2 separate regions of the Homo sapiens genome follow, and region 2 is linked to region 1. A link is a loop called in an ENCODE intact Hi-C map of the cell type or tissue named here. Cell type or tissue: endothelial cell of umbilical vein. All regions are shown on one strand. Each heading gives the region's core, and the rest is flanking DNA. Links, peaks and the distances in the headings are about the cores only. Region 1 has its middle 65 kb from the start of LCAL1. Region 2 overlaps LOC100506851 (a long non-coding RNA gene).

Region 1 (8,345 bases), core at 260-8,259:
TTTACTTTCTTTTCTCCCTTGAGTGATTAACTCAAGCATCTCAAAGCAAAACAAAACAAAACAAAACCACCCTACTGTTTTTATTCCTTTCATTTAGACAATTATTTGGGAGGTAAGGGGAGGTTGTAAAAGAGTCAACTGTGTCTTGAAAGCTTGGAATAATTATATTTTTTTTTCTCCGCTGGTTTCTGACAAGATATACCTCAAATTTAGAAAACTACTCAATGAAACAGGGTATTGTCATTGGCAAAGTTCTGCATGGAAACAACTTGCAGTCAGTCAGGTACAGGTGACTTTTTAAAAATTCTACTAAGGCATTTAACTGTGTTATAGTAATACACTGATAAAGAAATTCTGTCTGTTTATATGGAAGATAAACATCATCACCAAATGCAGGTAGATATTATTGCCATTTTATTTTATATAAAATATATATTTGGTGTAATAGAATTAGAATTTTAGAAAGAGCTTATATCTTAAGTAAAAGAAAGGACAATATCTTGTAAATGAGTGTGAAGAGACATTGTCATAAACAAGTTTGAATGTCCAGTTAAATGTCCACCTTAAAAAGGCAATACATAGCAGAAGAGAATAAAAAAGAAAATTCTCTTTCATTCGTATTATGGATCTCAGCCCTGGGGTTAAAAGAATAAGTCATATTATTTTTTTCCTAGAGTAGCTCACGTCCTAAGGGGGAGGAATAACACAGAAAATGTTAACTACAATGCTACAAGACAAGTGTATTGAATGATAAATCAAGTCTCATAACCACAGTATAACCAAAATCATAGAAACCTATTTAACAGATCTATGTTGGCATATAAAAATTCTATAAAATAGGAATTTACTTGAATTTTACCTGTTAACTTCTGAAATAGACGCTTTTTAAAATAAAGTTTTAAAGAAACTTCAAGAAGCTCTAAGAGGAAAATAGAGAAGAGAAATAAAGAAAAATAGTCTTCATTGTGAAAATGACAAGGTAAAACAACCCCCAGGGAAGAAGCAAAATTCTTTGGCATTAAAACACCTTCCGTGGAACATTTGTCTCAAAAGCTGTTTCCTGAAAAGAAAAAAGTTTCTGTAATCATAAAAGTTCTGGAAAGTGCACAACGTATCTCTTTTAAGGAAATTAAAATTATGCATTAGCCTACTAAATATTCTCAGAAGTTCTTAATAATTTTTGTCTATGTTTGACAGAGGTGTTTCCCAAACTTATTTGACCTCTTTATCCTTTTTTTTTCCCCCTCATAAAACCTGAAAACTCTGTGGAGGAAAAAGAATGGCCTCTAAATCATGATACGGCTTCAGCTATATCTCAGCCCTTGAAAAACTGTTTTTAGACTTGGAGTCTTAATTAGACACTCAAACCTCCCTTCTTCATTCCATATTTTCATATTTACTTTTGGATAGAGATTGCTGTATGCTGCATAAATGCTGTCACCAAGACACTCCTTACTGTAAATGTCAAGTTGATTAAACTTTCATTTGAAAGAATAGTAAAGCAAGTCTGACAATACACATTTCACTTAGCTTGGGCTTTGAAACTACTACATAAATCCCAGGGGGCAGATCTATGATCCTCCAGGCTAAAATAATAACTGTTTAGCTATTATGCCTCCACTGTATGTGAGCTATAAGCCCATCTCACACGATAAGAGGAACAAATGTCTCGGCTGCAAACTGCTTTTAAAGTACTAGAATAAGAGCAGCAAAGACAGGTAAATGAGAACATTTCTATGCACATGCCACATTAATATTGCATTGAAAAGCTGAGTCTGTGTGGACTGTATTTAGAGATACAAACAATGGTTCCTGAAAAGACTACATAAAGTAGAAGATGAATTACTGTTACTACACAAAAGCCTCTGAGATTATGCATGCAATCAGAGTAGTAAAGACTTGGGTAATAACTAGGAAATGACTGATTTTCCACTGGAGACACTTTGTTAATTATTTCAAGGCTCTATAGGCAATTTTAACACCTTGTGAGGCTGTCATTATGATCCATTTACAATAACGGCAATTTCTCTCTGAATATTTGACAGTGCATAAATTAACTCCTTCCTTATGATATATGTTTTCCACAATTATGTCTGGATATTTGAATGCATGTCTTACCTCTTTTACTAAAGTTAAGCTCCTTGAAGGCAGCAGTGATATGTAAATCAGTTTGGTATGGCCTTCAGAAACGGGCCCAGTATTTAGTACAATTTTAATACATTTTGAGGAATTAAATTCTGTAACTAGCCCTTTTCAGTATTTTTTAGTGTCAATATTTTTCATAGAAAGAACTATTTGCCCACTGACTATCACTGAAGAAGTTTCAAAAGGCTAAATTCTTCTCTTATTTTAAAAAAGTGATGATATGCACAAATTAAGGGCTCAATACATATTTGGTATGTATTTTGATTTGATCTGATTCCTTAAAGAAAATAAAATATTAAAATGTGAACTTATCCACTGCAAAGTAAAAAAAAAAAAGACAGGAAAAGGAGAGCGACACGTTCGGGTAAAATGTTCTTATTAATTAAATATTAGACTTAGAATGTTGTTTGCATTACTAATCATCAGCGCTCTCATAAAGTCAAAGTTTTATTCTTTCTTACTATTCAGATGTTTTACTCTCCAGTCATGCTTCACTATCCAGTTACAGTAGCTCTTCTGTGAGTACTCAGTAATAAACTCTGCCATGTTAAGTACTGCTGCTATGGACAAGAGATTTCTCCTGTCTGCCCAGCACAGTGCCTGACACAGGGCAAGCACTCCAGAATTGTTAGTTTAATGAACGACTGAAAAAATAACAGCTCACATTTGTATAGCATGTTTAATGTTGGAACATTTTTGCTACACACATTATTTACTTTTATTTAATTTGTTCATTTTCTCATTCAGCAAATATTACTGGAATATAAAGCAATTGCCAGACAGGAGGTATTAATCATTCAAAGAAAATTAGTCATAGTTCTTGCAACTCAAAGAACACAAAAATCCACTGGGGGAAATATCAAAGCCAAGGGAAATTAGAATTTTTGAGAAAAGTGTCAAAAATTTGTTATGCATTAACAAATATTAGAAATAGCAGTGATTGTAAAATTATTGTACGTTCATTACAATAATTATAAAAATATAAAAGTTATAAATTGCAAATTGTAAACGTTTTTGTAAAATTACTGTTGGCTGACCAAGTTCCCCAGAGGTTGAGTGACTTGCCTAGAGTCACATAACTAAAAGAGAGACAGTTAAGACTGTATCTTGAGCCTTTCTCTTGTAGGATGGAGTTTACTTTGTTGCTCCACATTGAACAAGTGTGAAGGCTGCTCTCTTTGTGCTTCAGGAAACTTAAGGTTGGAGGTGAGCTCAGACTTGAGAGAGTTTTGAGACACAAAGTGACAGACAATTCATAGAGGGAATACCAACAATGAAAAGAAAAAACAAAAAAGGACTTGGAATTAAAGAATTAAGCAAAAACTCTGAGGAAGTGGTTTCCTTGATTGCAGTGGAGGAAAAGAGTGAGGACATTAGGGTAAGAGGTCAGGGGTGGCCTGGAGGCTGACACAGTCTCCTGCATACTAAAGTAAATGATTCAAGTGTGTGTGTTTTGGGGGAGGGGAAAGGGTCAGGGAATAAAATTGTAAATTGTAGCAATAGCAGAGAAATACAATTTTGTCCCAGCTTCCCTTGGACAATATTTATGGTTGTGAAGAGAGACCTTTCTGTAAGATATCTTTCCTACTTCCTGACTTCTAGTCAAACCCAATTCAAATCAGAATACGAGGAAACTACTGAAGATATGAATCTGAAACTCCTGACAGGCTGTAAAAACAGATCTTGAGTATGTTCAACTGCCCATCAGTTATTTGTGGGTTCCTATATCAGAAAACCCTCCCTGTAAAGCAGAAAGCATTTATCCTCCACTCCTACAGCTTGTTTAATAAACTTTAAAATACTTTGTGACATAAAATATATGTGAACAATAAACATCAATTAAAATACTTAGCATTTTCAGCTTACTTTCCTTTCTCTCTACCCATTCCACAATGGAGAATGTAATAAACACAACAGCTTAAAAACTTTCTAATTTATATTATTTCTCAGGCCTCACTGATGTACAGAGTTGAACTGACATTTATGTTGTATAACTAAGTTTATGCTGAGTAAATTTGTTTTTGCTTGGTTTTGAAAGTGACCATAGTACATAACACCATAGTGTAGGGTATTTTGTTTTGCATTAAATGAATATAAATTATTTTCCTCTTTACATATGTATTAAAATAAAAATTAAAAATACTCAAAATTCTTCATGTGAATAGAATATATATAGGGCATTAGAAGTGTGGGTTCTTGTGCTGAATGTATTCAAAATGTATGTGTCACGCTTTGCATAATTTAAAAGCAAAACAAACAGAAAACAAAACCAAAATGAAACAAGGTAGTATAATATAATTTGAAGCTTAGAATGTATAGAAGCCACAGTGAAAATCTCTGAACTTCTGGGAAATCCTAATATCTAAACATATTTTAATGCTTATCTTGAAAGTAATTTTTTTGACTGTAGATCTGAACTGAGCTAGATTGAGAGTGGATTCTAATGTGGCCCATTTATGAAAATAAGCCATATGCTGCTGCATGGTAGAATCTACTTAACTCAAAGAAAATTAAAGTTAAAATAATGTTGATTAAATATTAAAGTAAAAATGATTTTGCTTACTCAACACAAAATGAATTGGGAACCTGAAAAATTTCAGTGGATCGTAAATATGATGAAAATGTTTAATTAACACATTTACTCTTTTTTTTTTTTTTTTTGAGATGGAATCTTCCTCTGTCGCTCAGGCTGGAGTGCAGTGGTGCGATCTCAACTCACTGCAACCTCCGCCTCCCGGGTTCAAGTGATTCTCCTGCCTCAGCCTCCCGATTAACTGGAACTACAGGCATGTGCCACCAGGTCCAGCTGATTTTTGTGTTTTTAGTAGAGACAGGGTTTCACCATGTGATCCGCCCGCCTCGGCCTTTCAAAGTGCTGGGATTACAGGCATGAGCCACCACGCCTGGCTAACACACTCTCATTAAATGAGTTTGGTTATGAAAATTTTTCTTTACCTTAGGCCATTAAGTCCTATCTACCAATTCAAGGGTGAATCCGCCCATTGATTGGACGAATTTTTCAAGATTAAAAAAGCCACTTTCTCTCGATGAACAAATGCTTACTGTGAAACAGCCTTTGCAAAATTATGACAGTAAGAGAAATCTGACATGGCTGACTCTATCTCGCCTCCAGCCTCACAGGTTGGCTGTCTGCTTATTCTTGGGCGTGCGCCAAGCTAACTTTGGGAGAAATTTAGTTTATAGTTTAAATAATAATCACCCTTCCCCAAAACTAAGCTGTTCTTGTAAAACTAATGAAAGGCCACCAAGTTAGGAGGATGAGAGGGGCTTGAATTCTGAATAATTACCAGCCATTATTCTGGAGGTCATAAGATTTGCAACTTTCCCAGTTAAACTCTTGGAGATAACATTACTATCACAGAACCTAAGATTGGTCTTTCAGACACCTTTTCAGGTTTTTGCATTTCTGACAAACGATGGCTCCACCAGGACCTGCCACCCGGTACTGTGGCCCCCACCCAAGAACTGACTCAGCACAAGTGGACAACTTCGATTCCCTATGATTTCACCTCTGACCCAACCAATCAGCATGCCCCCTACCCTATCCCCCTGCCCACCAAATTATCTTTGAAAAACCCCTAACCTCCAAGCCTTTGAGGAAATTGATTTGAGTAATAACTCAGTCTCCCACCTCACATCAATTAAACTCTTTCTTTACTTAATGCCATGGTCTCAGTGAGTTGATTTTATGTACAGTAGACAGGAAGAACCCATCAGGCAGTTACAACTGCATTGCCATAGTCAAATTCATATGATCAATTTCTTGCCAAATCAAGAAACAGACACATATGAGATGAAGCCCTGAGATAACTATTTAAAAACCCACCCTGGCCTTGGAGTCTAGGCCTGCTCTACTCTTCTTTCAGCAAAGAAATATGCTTAAAACTTGTCCATAAAATTTGAGAAAAATATTCTGACTCTTGTATTCTGTTCCAGCTACTGCGATATTATTCTCCTTTTCACTCTGTACTAGTTGCCAGGGCTGCTGTAACAAAATACTGCAGACTGTGTGGCTAAAAAAACAGTAATTTATTTTCTCATAATTCTGGAGGCTAGAAGTCCAAGGTCAAGGTGCTGGCAGGTTTGGTTTCCTCTGAGGCCTCTTTCCTCGTATGTTTACATATGTGTTAACAAATAAATTTGTAGATGTCTGCTTTGCAGATGTCTGTGTTCTTGCTGTGTCTTCACATGATCGTCCCTCTGTCTATGTCTGTGTCCTAACCCCCTCTTCTTATAAGGACACAGGTCATACTGAATTAGGGTCCACCTCAATGACCTCGTTTAGACCTAATTACATCTTTAAAGACCCTATCTACAAATACAGTCACATTCCGAGGTACTAAGGGTTAGGATTTCAACATATGAATGGGGGATTGGGGCACAACTCAGCCCATAACACACTCAGTTATAAGCATTTTTCAAGATTCCTCTTGCAGGCATAGGTGTGGGCTGCTGCAGAGGTGTCAGGACCACCATGGTGAATGTCATAGTCTCCGTTTGTGCAGCTTACTAATGTCCTGTGCCCCGCTAGTGCCCAATTACAGATGTACCACTTTCATCCAACAGTGATGCTACTGAGCCTACCAGACCTATGAACAGGGATTACTGTAAACTTCATTTGGCATCTTTTCCCACTGCAGATACTTATAGTACCTAAAGGTCTGCCAAATTACATGGCTGAAGCAGCAGGGCTGTGTCTTGGGTTGGCTTGCTTTGGGCCCCATTTGGAGCCAGTAGCCTTTCATGTCACTTGGTAATTAGGTCAAGACAGTATTCTTAAGTTCTAAATATGTTGCCCCCAGAACTGATGAAGACTGCCAAGAGCTGTGTATCTTTCTTGATCATAGGAAGGAAAAGATGCAATAACTTTTTCTTTACTTTGGAGTAGATATTCTGGCATGGCCCAGATCACTACACTCCTAAAACTTCCCTGACAGGCCCTTGAAACTTTGTAAGGTTTATTTCCCAAGGCATGGGAAGGAGTATCACTATCTTCCAAAAAGGAACCACTTCTGCAAGCCCAGTGGGTCCAGAGTAGTCTGGCATTTCAAGATCTCAAATGCATTTACCCAGATAGCCCCAGATTTCAGGGTGGCAGTCCTGCCTCATTAGGGCCTTGGCTTTGGCATGGGAGATTTGCTGAGGCTAAGATTTCAACTTGCTCTGAAACTTTGCTAATCTAATTCATTCCTGGCTTTAGTCTTCCTCTAGATTTGCTCTCTAGATATAGGAGATTAGGGTTTATTAAGGAGGCCCTCTGGTTTTCATAATTTGCTTTGAATTGATGATTAATCACACTGATCCTGTCATGAACTATCTTTGACAAATCAATAGCAGTTAGCAACAGCCACCCAATGCCAGTCTTTTAGTTACAATTTCATCCTTATCTCTCAAGCACCAGCAATGTTGCTTCATCCAATACATATTTTCTATGAGCACCCATCTCAGTTCACCATTGGTGAAAATTCTAACAACTGCACCTTTACAGCATGTCAGAGTTCTGTCTACCACAAGTGATGAGGTCCTGCTTGCCAGCTGATGTGTGAATAATCCATCTTTAAATTCCTATTTTACAGTCTACTTTCTAGGGCCACTGCCAGGACCAATTACCTTAGGTTTGGAAACAGACACTAAGAGAGTTGTGTGCAGGCTCATTGGGAAATGTTCTTGGGAGAAACATGTGTAGGGAAGAGAGGAAGGTACATTGGGCATAGAGAAAAACTGGCCTGCAATGCAGTTGTTCCTGAGGTCTCAGCCAATCCTTCAGAAACCTTGGGAACTATGATGGGTGTCAAGTTGAAACATATAAGACAGGGCCAAAGGCCAAAAGCTGATAATGCTGCTGGTAAAGATTCAATGAGCCACTTAGATTTAGACTCTTTATTACCTACATAGATAACAAAAAGAAGAATAAGCCCAAGGTTCCAGTCCCCACAGCCCTTGTCCCACACATCACAAAGGATGGCACTGAAATGAAAGTGGCTGGATGACTGACACATGAATTGTGGGATACCCAGTTGCTGAGAAACCAATTCTAGATTGCAGAAAAGTGGCTTTATCACCTGCAGCCCTGCTTTGGGGTGAATGGGGTAGAAAGTCCCACACTCCATCAGAACCTAGGAGGCAATAAGCAACCAACTCAAAACAGTCTCCCGAGGGAACTAGGGAGGCAAGTGGGA
Region 2 (8,345 bases), core at 38-8,037, 88 kb after region 1:
TTGAGGTAATCTTAACATGAAGGGGACAATTTTGTAACTGCAAAAAAAAAAAAAAAAACCCAACACATATAATGAATAATATGTTTCCTGCTGCATAGAACTTTTAAAAGCCAAAATTCCTGCCTCAAAATGTTTTCAGGCTAAGGAAATTATTAGGAAAATTAAATGCTTTTAAAATGTCAAGAGTGAGTTAGTTCACTTATTTGGTTTGAGTTTTGGTTTGTTTGATGTATTCATGAAACCTGTTCTTATAGATGAGTCTATTTTTGCTGAAGAGAAATTATGAAGGTTTATTAAATAGGTTATTTGTAATCCTTAAAAAATTAAAGATAATGTAAGTGCCCCAAAATAGGAGGCTGGTTGCATAATGATGGAGCATCCATACAATGTGGCCCATAAAAGTCAGGATGTAAAATATTTAATGATATAGAAAAATGTTTACTATATGTTAAGTGAAAAAATAAGATTATAATGTAGTATGCACAGAATACTCCTTATTTGATTAAGAAAAAGTATGTATTCTATGAATAAATAATATATGTCAATATGCACAGAAAACACTGAAAGGATGTTCATACTAGGTTAATAGTGGTTCTCTTTACATAAATTAGGCATGGTTTGGAAGATCATAAATCATTAATTCTTAGAGACAAAGAAACTTTGAGATCACTTAATTCAGTTGCTCATTAACTCACCAGATAACTCATTCCATATACCGATTGATCCAAATATTTGGGAGTTTTTTCTTAACTTGTGTCTGCCTCCCTGTAATTTCCACTAGCTGATCCTATGTCTGCCCTCTGGAGCAGTGGGGAATAAATTCAATTCTTTATACATGACTGCTTCAACTATTTAAAGACAACTCCCAGTTCTTCCTAAATCTTTTTTTCTTCAGGGCGACAGTTTATTCAGTCTTTCTTTATGGTTTCCTGACTCCTCCCATGGCCCCACCATACTTACCTGGAGGCCCGGGAGTTGTTTGCATCCCTCTAAAATGAGTCATCCACAGTAGACCCTGCATTCCAAGTGTTCTTTGGCCAGATAGAAGCCAGTAAACCTCTTTGTTCCTTTGATCTCTGCGTAGCAAAAGCTGTCATTCATATCAACTTAAAGTTAACTAAAACTCTTTCAGGAAGTTTCTGCATAAGCAACTATTAAGAACCATCTGATCCAATCTGAGTTTATTCTATTAATTATTTGAATCCAAAGCAGGACCCATACAGCTACAACAATCTGTTTTTCAGCTTCTGGTCTTTATATTAATCCTTCATATGCCATATTTTACTTGTTTTAGTCCATATCTAAGTCTATCAAATACTGATATGTTTTAGGAAATAAAAAATCTATAACATTTAGTATGGAAAATAAGGACCAGTACAAAATGGCAAAACCAAGGAAAAAAAGAAATTCAATAATATCATATATAGTAGAGTGGTTAGTCAAGAAAAGGACATAAAATATGCTTGCTTTTTCCCTGACTTTTACAAGCAGGCCTCATTATTGGGCTTTCAGCCCTGTACCTACACAGAAGCACTCCCCAATGATATAGCTTGGACAGACCTCCCTACATTTTCCTCTTCATAATCCCATCCAATATTATGGCTTCAGCAATTATAGCTAATTTGTAAGTCCCAAAACTACATATTTGAGTCTGACTCTTGAATGAAATTCCAATGCCAATTTTCAGTTACTTCCTCTGTGTTCTCTACTTGGATGCTCATCTATGCATCTCTAAAAAAACTGAAGTCACCATACTCTCCAAAGTTATCCCTTCTCCTTTGGTTTCTAATCTGTTTGTAATAATTCTGTCCTTCTTGCTGGACAGCTTTGCATTTTAATCAATTAATTCATTCACTCATCAAATATCACTGGGCACCTAAAATCTGTCTTGCACCAATGACTATGTGCTGAGGATATGGTGGTGAATTAAAGTTCTTTCCCACATAGAGCCTCATTCTAGGCTACAAATTGTGTTATATAAGTGCAGTGATTTAAAATAAAATAAGAGAGAGAGCGTAAGAGTGTTTGCTTTCCACATTTAATAAGTCTCCAAGGCCTTTCCCTTCACTTTTAATGTCTCTGGTATTTATCCTTATTCCTCAGATCCCACACTATCCAAGTTCTGCTTTCAATGTGCCTCATTTGACAAATGGCAAAAATGTCTTGGTTTAACCCAGTTCATTTGAAAAAATATGTATTGAGCCCTTACCATATGCTGGGCGCTAGAATTGATACCGATCCCAAAATGATTTCTAAAAAATTTGCAATCTAGAAAGAGGGAGGAAACAAGCATCCAACCCACTTAAATACAAAACAAAATTGATAAACTCAGAAATTATACTCAACCAGCCATGGAAATTCACAAGATGGGGAGCTTCTGGAGAGGACTCAGTTAAAATGCTGCTTGAAGAATGGATGGGACCTTTACAATTTGCATTTGGGGAGGCAAAAGCACTCTCGGCAAAAGACTGGATGAGTCAAGAGAGGAATACCGAAAAGCACAAATGTCCGAATAATAGTGGGTGGTGCCATTTGCTGGGAGCTTAGGTTATTGGTAGAGGAAGCCGAGGTTAGGAAGGTAAACTGGGGCCATTCTGTGAAGAGTTTAAAAGGCTGGTTCAAGGAATTTGTATGTAATTCATTAAACTATGGAAACCTATTTTCTTCTCTTTGGAATGTGCATGACCTTTCTGTTAATCTGTTTGTTTATAAAACATGAGATAACTGCTTTCCACTAACCTAGGATATTGGCATACATGTTGGAACAGTACCTTATTATATGAAAGCTAAGTAAACATTGGTAGATGGTGGTATGAATGTATTTATGTCACAAAATTATGTTTCTGAGCTTTGGAGTATTTTAGGTTCCCATTATTTTGAAATTAGATAAAGGCTGCCAGTGAGACAATTTACAAAGTTCTATTCTCTTAACTTTAAATAATGAAGAAAAAAAAGCATTCTCCTTCAGCATTTATCAAAATTCAACAAACTGGCAGAGTCTAAAAAACACAACAAATGTGACCACAAAATTTTAGTAGAGTATCTTCAGATGTTAATGAATGTCTGAATGAAAATACCATAAATATGGTTTCTTCTAAATATATGTAAATAATTACCCATTTCTAGAATGAAACATTAGTTTCCAAAGAAGTAATTTGTCTTTCTAAACAAAAAAGACTGAATTGTTTAATTTAAATTTTGCATCAAGTTACAAAAGGAAATTCCCATTTGAACTGGTTTATTTCAAAAGCAAATAAACCAGTTGAGGTTTTCAAATATAGAATTATATGTATTGTGTTGATGACTTGTCATAACAAACAACATTCTGGTGTAACTTCTTATTCTGTACATGGACAATCTTCAAAGTATGGAATTGGTAACGAGTATAGTACTTTGTACTATATGGAGTAGATTTGAAACCCAATAAGATTTCAAAATTGGCCAATTTTACCAAGAAAACATGAAGAAAGGTTTCCATGGTTTCAGAGAATCAATAGTGCCCTCTAAAGGAAATCTATGTGAGGTACATTCAATATCTAGGTTTAATTCAGCACTTATTCCACGAAAATGCTACTTAATTGTAACTTATAATAATACAGATTAAAAATTACAAAAAGAATGCAGGCCAGCCCTCGTCATAAGTATCGCAAGTAGCTGTCTACACCAATGCTGGACTGGCTGGCAGAGCCACTTCGGTCCTAGTTGCTTTTGCCCCTTGTGAACTGTTGTTACCATCCTTATGGAAAGTTCCTAGAAAGGGAAAAGGGGATAATTTCCAAGTAGAGGATTAGACATCCTAGGATTTGGAGAGATTGGAACCCCAGAACAGATCCAAGTAGGTATCTTGGGAAAACGTGCTACACTGAAGAAAATATCTGCAGAATTAAATGCTGAGAAAGTCAGCTTTTGCCCAGGGCAATCGCTGAAAACCTGTGTAACGGGAAAGATAGACAAATTAGCTGAATTAGAAGAGGGCAGGCAGTGTAGCCTGGCTGAAACCTATGAGCATGAAAAGAAAAAGTGATATGAAACATTTATGGATTTTTATTTGTCCATCTAATTTTGTGGTTTATGGTTTTGCTTCTGTCCATTTTTCAAACACACACAGATCCATTCACAAATAGCTTGATAATGTCACAAGAAATATTGGGCAAAACCATATATTGCTATTGCCAATTAGGAGCAGAGCAAGTCTTGGCGATTACTATCTGCCTTACAGACATTAAAAAGTCAGTGAGTACAGAAGATTATTAACTCCAGATATTAATGGCTGCAGCAGAGTTACTGTCATAATGAGATGGTTGGGAATGAAAACACTTCATTTATTGTTACCAAAACTACACGTATAGAGCACTGTTTACATTTTTAAAACTTTTCCTCCAGAGTTCAGGTCCAGCTTTATCAGATAACAAAGATCACAGAGTAGGTCAGCACTTAGCATGTACACCTGTAGAAAACTTACCCTGAAATATTGGACAACTTACCCTGACATATTACTATACATATATCACTTCACCTGAGCCTCACAATAACTCATGGGGTTGGCAGAGCAGCTACTATAATAGCAGAGCAAGACAAAAAAAATCTTGTGGAGCATGAGTCATATTATGTGGGAAAATTAATTTTCCAATATCTATTTTTCTACTTATTGATTGGAATATTAAAACACTTGAAGATATACTAGGTTAAATGTTAATGGAAATAAAAAAATCTGCTAAGATGATACCGTGGCATCAACCACAGTCAGCAAGCTGTTCCCCAGCTTTTGGGACAATCCAGGTTAAATGGCACATTTCAGCAGAGAAGCTGTGGTAAGTAGAGCAAGGGGACAGCACTGCACCATCTTAATTAGATGTGACACATTAGTCTGAAGTAATCTGAGAATTAAAGCAAATAGAGCCATCTTTAGCAGGTTCCTCAAAATGAGACCAAAGCTACAAGTTGTGTCATCAGAGCAGAAGGACAGCAGGAGCTGCTGGAAGCAGCTGACTGTTATCACCACATCACATCGACTCACAGGCCTCCTAGGGTGTATTTGGAACTTCACAGGCTACAGTTCAAAGGGACTTTAAATGTTCGTTTAGGTTTTCCTTCCAATGGCTCTTAAAAGAGAAATCCCAGAGAGCAAAGATTCCTTTAAATCTCCAGGGCAGGAGGTAACACAAAACCCCTCCTCCTATAATTTATTATTTTTAGCTAAGAGGCTAATTTAAAGGAGGAGCCAAAGACGTGCTTGTAGGGAGTTTATCACCACCATAGCATGGCACAGTGGCTGGCTGGGCAGGAACCATAGGATTCCTTAGGTCTGACTGCCCTGTCTCCAGTGTGTAATGGAAGAGATATGTGCAGCATTCTCTCAGCATTTTCAGAATTCCCTTCTGGAACCAAGGCCCTGCTCAAGAACAGTGGCTCTAGATGAAGTTTGCTGCTCATAGGTGCTTCTGGATGAATAAGCAAGAACGTTTCTAGCCTGGGCAACAGACACAGCCTAGGTACAAGTGAGTGTTGGAGAAGCTGCCTTCAGTACCCTGGTCATCAGCCACAGCCCTGAGTCTGAGGAAGGGGCTGTTGTGTTCCTGCTGATGCCCACAAAAACTGAGGCTTATCACTGCCACAACCCAGCTCCACTTGTCCTGTTAGCTATTTTTATTATACTGTACTATATGGTCATCAGTACTTGGACACAGACAAAAATGGCACGGACAGAATTCCACGTGGTTAGGCAGGGCAAGTTATTAAAATCCCCAATTGGCTGCTAGCAAAACTAACAGAGGAGTTAAATAACTGGACCTGAGGACACTGCTAGCGAACAACCCTGTTTCCACCCTTTAAGCCAATGCTCTTCGCTTTTCGTCACTTACACACTTTACTTTGGGTCATGTGTCAATGAGGCAATCCAATAAAATAACAAACACTCAAGGGAGGAGAGCAGAAGTACTTCCCCTTAGACTCTCCTCTCTAAGGTCTTTCGGGAGATATCTTAAAATGGTCACTGTCTTCGTAAAAATTTTAGGCTGGAAAGGACAGAATTTTGTTGTGATTTTTAGGTTGACGAAAAGGAGTAAATGTACATCTTTTAGTGTCTCCCATGGGATGTTCAGAGTACATACCCACAGAATCTTTTGGGTGTTTATGAAAACTGGCCAGGATAACAGGGTTCTGCTACGTGTCAGGATGGGGGAGGGTGTTGCTGGGAGACAGGTCTTGAAGGGTACTACATTGATAAAGGAAAGTCATCTGTATGAAAACCCTCTGTCAAGGTGACTGCAGTTATTAAACTATGGAGTCATTCAGGATGTTTCCTGTGAACAATGGAGCAGTTATTCTCATAAATTTTAGTTTTATTTTACTAGATTTAAGCAGCATTTTGGTGTCCAGAAAAGCAGGAGCCCTGGGAAAGTTTTGAAGGTCTTGTGAGATAGGACAAGGAAATAATAGTCAATGGGGCTGTGTACCTAAATGAGCATTGGTCCAGAGTATTCATGGCAACAATAGCTTACTCGGTCTTCTGATAAAGAGAAAGAAACTAAATCCTGAAAAATATTTCTAGAGTCTTACTCATTACAGGGGCAATCAATGGTGTTAGAGAAACTTCAGCCCTAGTTTCTTCTGCCTACTGTGACCTGTTGTCACCATCCTTGTGGAAAATTCCTGGAAAGGGAAAAGGTGATGATTCATGACTAAAGGATTGAACATACTGAATTCTCAGAGATAGGAAACCCAGAAGTTAAGAAGTGTCATTTGGCCTCCATTAGTCTATTTAATCCCAGTAGCTTAAGGTTGTATTAATCAGGAAAACATACTTTTATGAGCATCAAAAATTGGAAAGCTAAAAACGACATTGCTGGAATGTAGGGTCCTGGAAACTATCTTCCTCCCATTTGGGGCATTTTTCTGCTGGCAACCAAGACTGTGGGGACCGGCAAATACAGTTTGCAGCTGCTTCAGGGGCAGCAGGAGCCAAACTCTGGACTCCGGTGTCCAGCGACTGTGGTGATGTTGGCTTTCTAATTCTGGTCTTTTATTGTCTGAGTTGTAGCTGGATGATGCATTCTTGAAGTCAGGTGGCCTCCTGATTGTAGTAGAAAAGTGATTCCCCTGTAGGTGGTCAGCCAGTGTTCTATGAATCACACCCAGAAGCCCAATGTAGAGCCTGCTCCTCCAGTTCTTCCAATTTCATAAGCACCTCACTCCTTGTATTAAATCCTTTCTGTTTAAAGTATCTAGAGGTTTCTGCCTTAGGTACTATGCTGTCTGATGCACAGAGTACTAGGAAAAACAAAAGAGACCTACACTAAACAAGTTCTGTTGATATTTTCATGTCAGTAATAAAGAAATAAAATCTAGGTAAACAAAGAATCTACTAAGGAGAAAAAATCCGAATTAAAGTTATCTGTAACACTTAATACCAAGAGAATTGGCATGGTATCAAATTTGGGAAAAGTGCATGTCCCTAAGATTTATAACCCATAGTTGCATAACACGGACTCTGAGAAGCTTGCAATAAAGAAGTATGCTTAATTTTGTTTGCCCAAGTGTTTCCTAAATTTATTTCAGAATGACAGTCATTATTTGGGAAATACTAATTTATTTAATTATGAGGGAAAAAGTACAGTGTCAATATAACTAAGAAAACATTTGAAACATCAAAAACAAAAGATTGGAATTTACTAAGTGAAGACAGATACAGAAAAAAAACCAGTAAGCAGTAAAACCAACAGAGTTAAAGTCTAAGTAACTGTTAATACAGTTATTAAATTTAGTATGCATATCAAGTAAAAGTCTTGAAAGGGAATGTAAAGTAATAATAATAACAATATGAATTTACATTCCTATAACATTTGAACAAAAACCAGCAAATGGGAAAGGGGGAATGAAGAAAATAGGATAATTTTTATATCTTCCACTGAGAGGGTCAACAGATTTGGGTTATTCTTGACACAGAGAGAAAAATTTAGGAAATAAATAACTGAGTGAACAAGTGTTTAATGATGAGGTAATATAAAAGTACTATGATTAATAACATTCAAATCAATAGACAGAAAAAAACAAAACCTAACAGAGGAAAAAAAAAATCAAGAACTTCAAGTATTAGCTGGTTAATGTTAAACAAAACCCAGCAGTGACAACTCTAAGTGTAACAAGCAAAAAACACTTATGCTGGCTTTTAAAGAAATCCAAATATATGCTCTTTATAAGAACATATCAAAGACAAAACCATATAGAAGGCATAAAATAAATCAAGGGATGAACAAAAACATGAGACATGCAAACCAAAGAGAAGTAGGGGGTCTTGATGTCAACACCAAAATAAAATTCAAGGTAAAAGAAATTACTTGAAGCAA

What was found. Hi-C counts contacts between places; a loop is a spot of excess contacts. Peaks named below come from ENCODE experiments on the same cell type or tissue, not always from the same donor. Only the 100,000 strongest peaks of a DNase experiment are listed, where the experiment ranks them.
Region 2: it touches region 1 in a loop (2.9-fold over the local background); 4 of 110 quality-filtered maps call a loop at or near these places.

What each region holds. Positions count from the first base shown.
Region 1 is chr6:79,374,449-79,382,793 of GRCh38, forward strand. No RefSeq gene overlaps it. Among named protein-coding and RNA genes, the nearest start is that of LCAL1, 65 kb to the left of the region's middle. In endothelial cell of umbilical vein, for the core only: no CTCF peak of the experiment used is centred there; DNase peaks (open chromatin) are centred at 2,663, 2,773 and 3,623; H3K27ac peaks cover 1,950 bases.
Region 2 is chr6:79,462,926-79,471,270 of GRCh38, forward strand. The region is part of intron 5 of LOC100506851 (a long non-coding RNA gene); the gene reads left to right. Among named protein-coding and RNA genes, the nearest start is that of LCA5, 70 kb to the right of the region's middle. RefSeq lists an enhancer at 847-1,141. In endothelial cell of umbilical vein, for the core only: a CTCF peak has its summit at 3,505 (motif pointing left); a DNase peak (open chromatin) is centred at 3,466.